3 separate regions of the Mus musculus genome follow, and regions 2 and 3 are each linked to region 1. The links are chromatin loops, found by intact Hi-C in ENCODE. Cell type or tissue: heart. All regions are shown on one strand.

Region 1 (2,500 bases):
TCTCTCTTCCAGTGCCTTCCTCCCTTCTGCTCATTTTCCTAAACAAAGATAGCTGGAGCTCCATTGTGTGCCAGTGGGGCCTGGTGCCAGGGCTCCAGAGCTGGAGAGAATGGATGGCTGCCCCGAGGCTCACAGATGAATGGGGCGGGGGTGCTGATACAAGGATACAATGTAATGAGAGAAGAACACGAGCTCAAGGCTGAAGCAGAGAGAGAAGGCTGGACTTGGAAGCAAAGAGTATGTACCCGGTCAGAAGCTAGGGAAGGTGGTCCAGTGGACTGAGCATCCCCAACCTGGAGGAGTTGGTGCTAAACCTCATCCCCCACCCCCAGATCACACACACAGATCGTTTACTTGCATTCATAGGTCTCCTTGTCTCTACATACAGCCTGTGAACTACATATTGAACTCCCCAGAGGCTCTCTGGGCCTCAGTCTCCCCATCTGTAAAGTGGGAGTTAAGCCAATGGCGGTGATGCATGCATAGAAGAAAGAAGCCACTTTGTAGACCTTTGGGGGGCAGATTTAAAAGAGGCTTTCTATTAGGAGTACTTAACAAAACCACTACCTAGGAGTACTACTAGGAGTACTTAACAAAACCACTACTCATTACTTGTCCTAGGTTGCATTGCCTGGAGAAGACTGAGCTGAAATCAGGAAGAGAGAAGGTACCAGGTCAGTAGGAAAGAGAAATCGGGCAATGTGTGTGTGGCATGGGGGAGGCCCCAGTCTGCTCTGTAGCTGAGCGACTCTCCTGCCATGCAGTGCCAGCTCAGGGTCTTGTTAAGGATGACCATGTTCTCTGTCTGTGGATGATGCTCAATATTCAACTCCAATTCAGGCTCTGCCGGAAACCAAGGGGTTAGCTGGTTAGATTGGTTAGATGCAGGAGGCAAAATAGACTCTGGTGGGGCAAGCAGGCTTCACCACTGAACGGGAAGGCCTGGCTTTTCTCAATCAGGCTTACAGTCTAAATGGCAGAGCGGTACCACTAAAGCAAAGGGAGAGGGGGCTACACGCGCGCGCGCGCACACACACACACACACACCTTGCACTCTCCCACTTCCCGTGGAATCAAGACTCTGGATTGGTGGATGTGCTCTTCTGAATGTGACAACAGTTGGCCAACAGAGGACAGCAGATACATTTTTTATGATCCCGGGAAGCTCAGTCCGGTCACGTTTTCACGCATAGAGCATAGGCTCTGGAGAGGAACAAGGCATGTCTTAGTTATTCGGATCCTCTTTGGCCAAGAAGAGTGATGGCATCTCTGACGATTCTGGGGGTCCTTGGAGAGGAGTGTGGAATGGTGATTTCAGGAGCCAGTTGAGTTAGGGAAAGCTCCCTTATGTTGAAACCAAAAGTACATTTTGGGGGACAGGGTGACAGAACCAGAGGCCATGACCTTCCTTTCCAGTGGAAAGTGTCCCCTTCCTGCCCCAGCCCTATTTCCAGAGCCTGGGGCTGCAAGAGTACCGGTGGACTCGGAAGGAGAAAGCTCAACCTTATGTTTAGGTGTGAAGGCGGGTGGGTTTGGGAGTAACTCTCCGGAACTGAGTGGAGCGGGTCCCTGACATTTAGATTGGGGGTCTTCCAAGGGACTTCGGTCGCCCCATGAAGAGATTTAAGACAGACAAGGAATGGGCGGAAGAGCTGGGGGCGCGGCTAGCTGCCTCTCCTGCTTGTGTGTGTGCGTGTGTGTGTGTGTGTGTGTGTGTGTGTGTGTGTGTGTGTGTGTTGGAGGAAAGTTGGGGGAAGGGCCCAAGGCGATCCCTGCGGCAGGCACCGGGAGTTCCCAAAAGAAGGGGGCAGACCGGAAGACGAGTCTGAATCTTAAGTGGATGCTCCCCCATTTCGGGCACCCCGGCTGCTTCCACCTCCAGCTCACCGATCCCTGGAATCCTGCCTGCTCCCTACTTCACCACCCCCAATCTCCCAGAGGGAGGCACAGTGGCAGTTTCGTCTCTTGGCACATTAAAAGTGGAGAGTCTTCTCCCTCCCCTAGTATGGGGAACCCTAGGATCTGTTGTGTCCCTCTCCGCAGCCCCTCGCAACGGTCGCAAGTGACATGGCCGGGCCGCATTTCTAGGAATGCGAGTGACCGCAACTGTATCTGGAGAGGGTTTCTAGGAAGGTATTCCCCACCCACCCACCCAGCCACCCCCACCCACCCAGTCACTGGGGCGGGCGAGCTCCGCTGGAAAGCTCTAGCCTTCTCCACGGCCGGCCTGAGGAGCCGCCTCCCTAGCACGGCCAACCCTCGGCCGTCCCTGCCCCCGCCCCCGGCCGGCCACTGGACTGGGGGGAGGGGGCAGGGGCCAGGCCCCGTGGGGGGGCGGGGGCCGCCCGGGTGGGGGCGCGGCTTTGTGGCGGGTGCGGAGGCGGGGTGCAGCCCCGTGGGCACCGTGCGCTGCTCGAGCTTGCAGGAAAGCCTGTCTCTCCGAGTGTGGCTGGGGAGGGGGCTGGGTTTCTTTTTGTTTCTAGAAGTCCCCTTCACCCTC
Region 2 (2,500 bases), 180 kb after region 1:
AACAATGTAGTGCTTAAGTAAGACCCTAGACACCACCTGCTGAAGATCATTATTCCCCAGATCAATTATCCCATTACACAGTTACACACAGGGTATTGGTTTCCCTCCCTCTACCCAGTTCACATCGTAATTGGATTCTTGGACTATTACCCAGAAGGGAAGCAATGCTACCCTACTACCTGCATCACCAACTTCTGGACCATTAGTGCTGTGATCAGTGTCTTTGACCACAGCCCATAGAATGCTAACTGCAGGTCAGCAACTCAATGTGGGTAACAGGACGGAGGACACAGTGCCTCAACACAGGCTTTCCTCAGTGACATTGTTTAGCTCAGAGGACACAGGTATGCTCTCATCTAGGCAGCACGCCTAGTTCTTAGGTTTTCTGAGACCCAAAATGTATTTTCATTGCATCTCCAATGATCAGTCACTGACATACTGTCTATCTTCAAATAATGCACCAGATAAAAGGATACATCAAATTTTGGAAGAATTCTAAGCATTAGGAAATAAAAGCCTTAAAACTTTAATTGCCAAACATCACAGTAAATGGCTACCATAAAACTCTTAACATGATGTGGATATAGCTGGACATGGAACTAGAATACCATCATTATTCAGAAAGCAGCCATCTACCAAGGGCCTAGAAGTTAACCCAGCCAAAGTCCACAAATAACACATTACCATTTCCAAGACATTTCATATAACGTATTTGCATTTCCAAAGTTGAATATAACATATTAACATAGTAATTTCCAAAGTTTGATGGTTTTCGTGTTCAATATTCTTACCAACTTTGGGAGGGTCAAAAGGTGTCTCTTTCAACCGCTTTTCCAACTCTGCAAGGGATGTGTTGTTAATGATATCCTGCAAAGCAGTAAGCGGAGAATTAGGACATGTCATCTCAGCAAGAGACTAAGGAGAGCCAATTTAGGGTATCCACGTGGGAAATGCACGCCATACTGCCCTCTTGTGTCTCTTAAAAGAACAGAAGCCATTAGAACACATTTGTGAAAGGAACAAGTTCAAGGGTCACTACTCAAAGGTGATGAATGGAAAGACTTACAGGGTAAAACCTATAAACTCAGGCAGTGCTGGTGCTCACTTGTAATCCCAGCTACCTGGGAGGCTGAGGCAGCAGGAGGAGGAGTTTAAAGCCAACCTCATTACAAAAGCAAAATTTTGGGGATAAAACTGGCAGAGGGAAAAAAACTTCCATGTTGTTTGCTGAGGGGTTGGGGATGTCAGTACTTTGACAGGCACTGCAAAAAGGCTACAGGCAGTTCCATTGCTGGTAGAGACACAGAACTAGAAAGCACTGTCTTAACGTATTGTTCAGGAGGCTTCAGAAAGTCCTTGACAAGAATGTAAATAATTAACTAATTATCCTTATTAGAATATATGTCCAAATATGCAAAATAAGCAGGCAGGCAGAAAAAGGACAAACTGTCTGCAGGTATAAGCTATTGAATAACATACATGACAAGCTGCGCAGTGGTTGAGCACATCTTTAATTCCAGCACTTGGGAGGCAGACGCAGGTGGATCTCTGAATTCAAGGCCAGTCTGGTCTACAATGCAAATTCCAGGACAGCCAAGGCAGTTATACAGAGAAACCCTGTGTGTGTGTGTGTGTGTGTTGCAGGGTGGTGGTGGTGGGAAAAATAAAGATAACTTCACATTTTTATATTATTTCTGTTCTTTTCAAAATTCTCTCTTCTTCCTTTCTAATTTTTTAACGTGTCTGAAATCGCATTTAACTAGATCAGAATTCCAAAGCTATTTGTGGTCATACAAAAAATTTCAAAGAAAGCTGGACATGATGGCATACACTTGCACCAACCACATGGGAGGCAAAGGCAGGAGGGATCAGAAGTTCAAGGTTACTTCTATCAGCTACAGGGTGAGTTCAAGGCCTGCCTAGCATACCAAGAGTCTGTCTCAAACAAACAGAAATCTCAAATTATATCGTATGAGTGATAGTTCAGATTTAAATAATACCTTAAAAGGCTGTGTGCTGGCCATCAACTTAGTATCCAAGAGTCTGGAAACAAAATACATTTTAATAAGGTAAATAAAATATATATCAATATTGAAAATGTACTTTGTTAAAATATAAAATACTTAAAATGTTTCATAAATAAAACATATTCTTCACATATTAAATACTTTCATAAAACACATAGAAGTGGACAGATGAAACAAACACACTGGTCAGTGTGAACCGAGCGGCAATGTGGTTGATGAGCTGAGGACAGAGTCCCATCCTCTGGCTTCCTTCACTCACTGAAGTGTTGCATGCAGTCCATACTAAGCCAAAGGGACAGGTTCCGTACCTGTACCTGGAGGGAGGAGGCTAGCATCTATCTTGAAAGTGAGGCAGGCACTGCACATTTTACTGTTCTGTGGATCCACCCTTCCAGACTGCCACTGCCCACTGCCACCATCTGGTTTGCAGTCTGAACTCTTATGGAAGCCAAAGTCTGCATTGGGAAGTTTCC
Region 3 (2,500 bases), 86 kb after region 1:
TCACCCTGGGCTTCCTGTGCATGGGCACTGAGCAAGTCTTTACTTACATACCCAGGCTGGCTTGTGTGGCTGTGGCTGAGCTTGATCTAGGGTTCCCTTGGTTCTCATTAAAAAAAATCAACATGAGCCGGGCGTGGTGGTGCACGCCTTTAACCCCAGCACTTGGGAGGCAGAGGCAGGCGGATTTCTGAGTTCAAGGCCAGCCTGGTCTACAAAATGAGTTCCAGGACAGCCAGGGCTCTACAGAGAAACCCTGTCTCGAAAAAACAAAACAAACAAACAAACAAACAAACAAAATCAATATGAAGACTCCTCCCTCCCCCAACCCTTGCACGCATGTGTGTGTTTGGGGGGGGGGGTACAAGGGGACAGACAATCTTGGTGTTAGTTCTTGCTTTCTACCTTGTTGGAGTCAGGGTCTCTGAATGTTCACTCCCTTGTATGCTAGGTTAGATGGCATGAGCTTCCAGGGATTCTCCAGCCTTTGCCTCTCAGCTTACTGTTGCTGTTCGGGGTTGATACTATATCCAGCTGCAGGTGGGAATGGGGATTCAAACTTAGGTCCTCCCCACTGAGCCATCGCCCAGCCCAGTAGCCTCTGATTTTATCAAACACAGCTTAAAAGCCCCCCATCATTAACAAAGTACTCTTTCTTGTTGTTCCTTTCTTCTTTGACAAGAATTATCCTAAATAAAACATCCTTTTGAAAACCTTTAAATTTGTTGTTATTACTATTATTTAGTGTGTGTGTGTGTGTGTGTGTGTGTGTGCGCGTGCGCGCTCACGCCAAGGAGCACATGTGAAGGTCAGAGGGCAACTCTGTGGAGCTAGGTCTCGCTTCCACACTTTTATATGAGTTTCAGGGATCAAACTCAGGTGGTCAGAGCTGCCATTCATTCATTCATTCATTCATTCATTCATTCTTCTGTCCAGTTACTCATTTGTGTGAGGCAGTCTCACTGTGCGGCTATCTCAGCACCACACATGGCAAACATGTCCATTCAACAAAAACAAAACCCTGTGTAGCTGAAAGCACAGCACTCACCAGAGAGCCAGCATCAAGTGCTTCTCAAGTTCATGTGTCTAGCTTGATAGACACAGCCAAGCAGCTGATGGAAAGCTGAGCTCACGCTAGCAAACACCAGACAACTTGGAGGGGAAGTGACTCCCAGCTAGCAGGAACAGGAAACAGCTTTCTGCTATTTTATTCCCCATTCCCAACAAAATTATGACACACCAGGGCATTCTGCATTACTGTAAAAAAATGACTGAAGTAATGACATTAAAAAGTATTCCTTTGTATTTTATGTTTACTGGTGTTTTGCTTGCATGCATGTTTGCACACCATGTTCATACACTGCCCATAGAGGCCAGAAGAGGGCATCAGATCCCCTGGAATTAAAGACAGTGTGAGCTGCCATTTGGATGCTGGAAATTAAACAAACCTGGGTCCTCTGGAAGAATAGGCAGTGCTCTTAACCTCTGAGCCACCTCTCCAGCCCTCCATGGAATCTGTCATGAGATTGAAAACCCAAGTCATTCACAGATATTAAACTGTTTCAAAGTATCAGTGATTCCCAGGTTGGGACAGATGGCTCAGCCTGGCCTCTGTGTAGCCAAGTGTTACAGCCTGATCCCTCCCAAGATCAAGGTTAGTGCAAAGACATTGCAGGTGAGAAGGGCACGTGCAGGGCACCCAGACTTGGCCACTTAGCAATACGAACAGCAGCTTCTGAAATGCACACCCAGCACCCACACTGATTCCCCACTAAAGTACCAAAGCCTCTACTGATGGTGCTACAAGGACAAGACATCCCTATGGAGGAAGGGAGCAAGATCCAGCCTCACCAGACACTAAAGTTACCCTGAGGCGAATGGTACACTTAGACATGACTGCGCCCATGTCTCCAGAAGGAAATACTAAAGGGCAGTTTTACCACTTTAGAGTGTCTTAGGGTACAGGGTAAGAATCTATCCATCAAAATTAAAATAAGACCAAGGTAATGAATGGCCCAGTGGGTTCAGTACTCGGTGCACAAGAGTGAGGACCAGAGGCAGGTGTGGTGGCACATCTGTCTGTAATCCCAGTGTTGACAGGGCAAATCCTGGGGATCATTGGTCAGTCTGCTTAACCCAAATCATGAGCTCTAGGCTCAGTGACAGACCCTGTCTCAAATAAGACGATAGAGGAAGATTCTTGAAGTCAACCTCTGAGTTGAAGTCAACATGTACGTTTGCAAAGAGGAGCACACACCTTTTTTTTTTTTTTAAAGGGGAGCTGCAAGCCATACATTGGGATGAAACAACTGCAGAACATCTGATGAAGAAAAGATACTGTGAGTACGTACCTCACATTAGGCATCTGAGAAAAGGCTGACGTGGTCATTGCATGCAGTGCACCCCTACCCAGAGGCTAAGTCAAAGACCAATTCCAGGAAATGTTGGCAAATAAAGGAAGTCCTGGGACTTCCCAGGTTTTTTGTAATGACATAAATACACT

Evidence for each region. Hi-C counts contacts between places; a loop is a spot of excess contacts. Peaks named below come from ENCODE experiments on the same cell type or tissue, not always from the same donor. Only the 100,000 strongest peaks of a DNase experiment are listed, where the experiment ranks them.
Region 2: it touches region 1 in a loop (5-fold over the local background); 13 of 42 quality-filtered maps call a loop at or near these places.
Region 3: a loop joins it to region 1, with 3 times the contacts of the local background. A loop is called at or near these places in 11 of 42 quality-filtered maps.

Annotation. Positions count from the first base shown.
Region 1 is chr16:13,445,557-13,448,056 of GRCm38, forward strand. Gm32817 (predicted gene, 32817) reads left to right here and starts at 2,396. Exons shown (of 4, transcript NR_169006.1): 1 at 2,396-2,500. Gm53058 (predicted gene, 53058) reads left to right here and starts at 2,396. Exons shown (of 5, transcript NR_169187.1): 1 at 2,396-2,500. In heart, a CTCF peak has its summit at 1,127 (motif pointing right); DNase peaks (open chromatin) are centred at 1,725 and 2,445; H3K4me3 peaks cover 1,601 bases; H3K27ac peaks cover 1,317 bases.
Region 2 is chr16:13,627,583-13,630,082 of GRCm38, forward strand. It overlaps Parn (poly(A)-specific ribonuclease (deadenylation nuclease)), which reads right to left. Exons shown (of 24, transcript NM_028761.3): 15 at 2,001-2,043; 16 at 792-867. Among named protein-coding and RNA genes, the nearest start is that of Parn, 39 kb to the right of the region's middle. In heart, a CTCF peak has its summit at 980 (motif pointing left); no DNase peak of the experiment used is centred here.
Region 3 is chr16:13,531,658-13,534,157 of GRCm38, forward strand. No RefSeq gene overlaps it. Among named protein-coding and RNA genes, the nearest start is that of 2310015D24Rik, 12 kb to the left of the region's middle. In heart, a CTCF peak has its summit at 1,374 (motif pointing right); no DNase peak of the experiment used is centred here.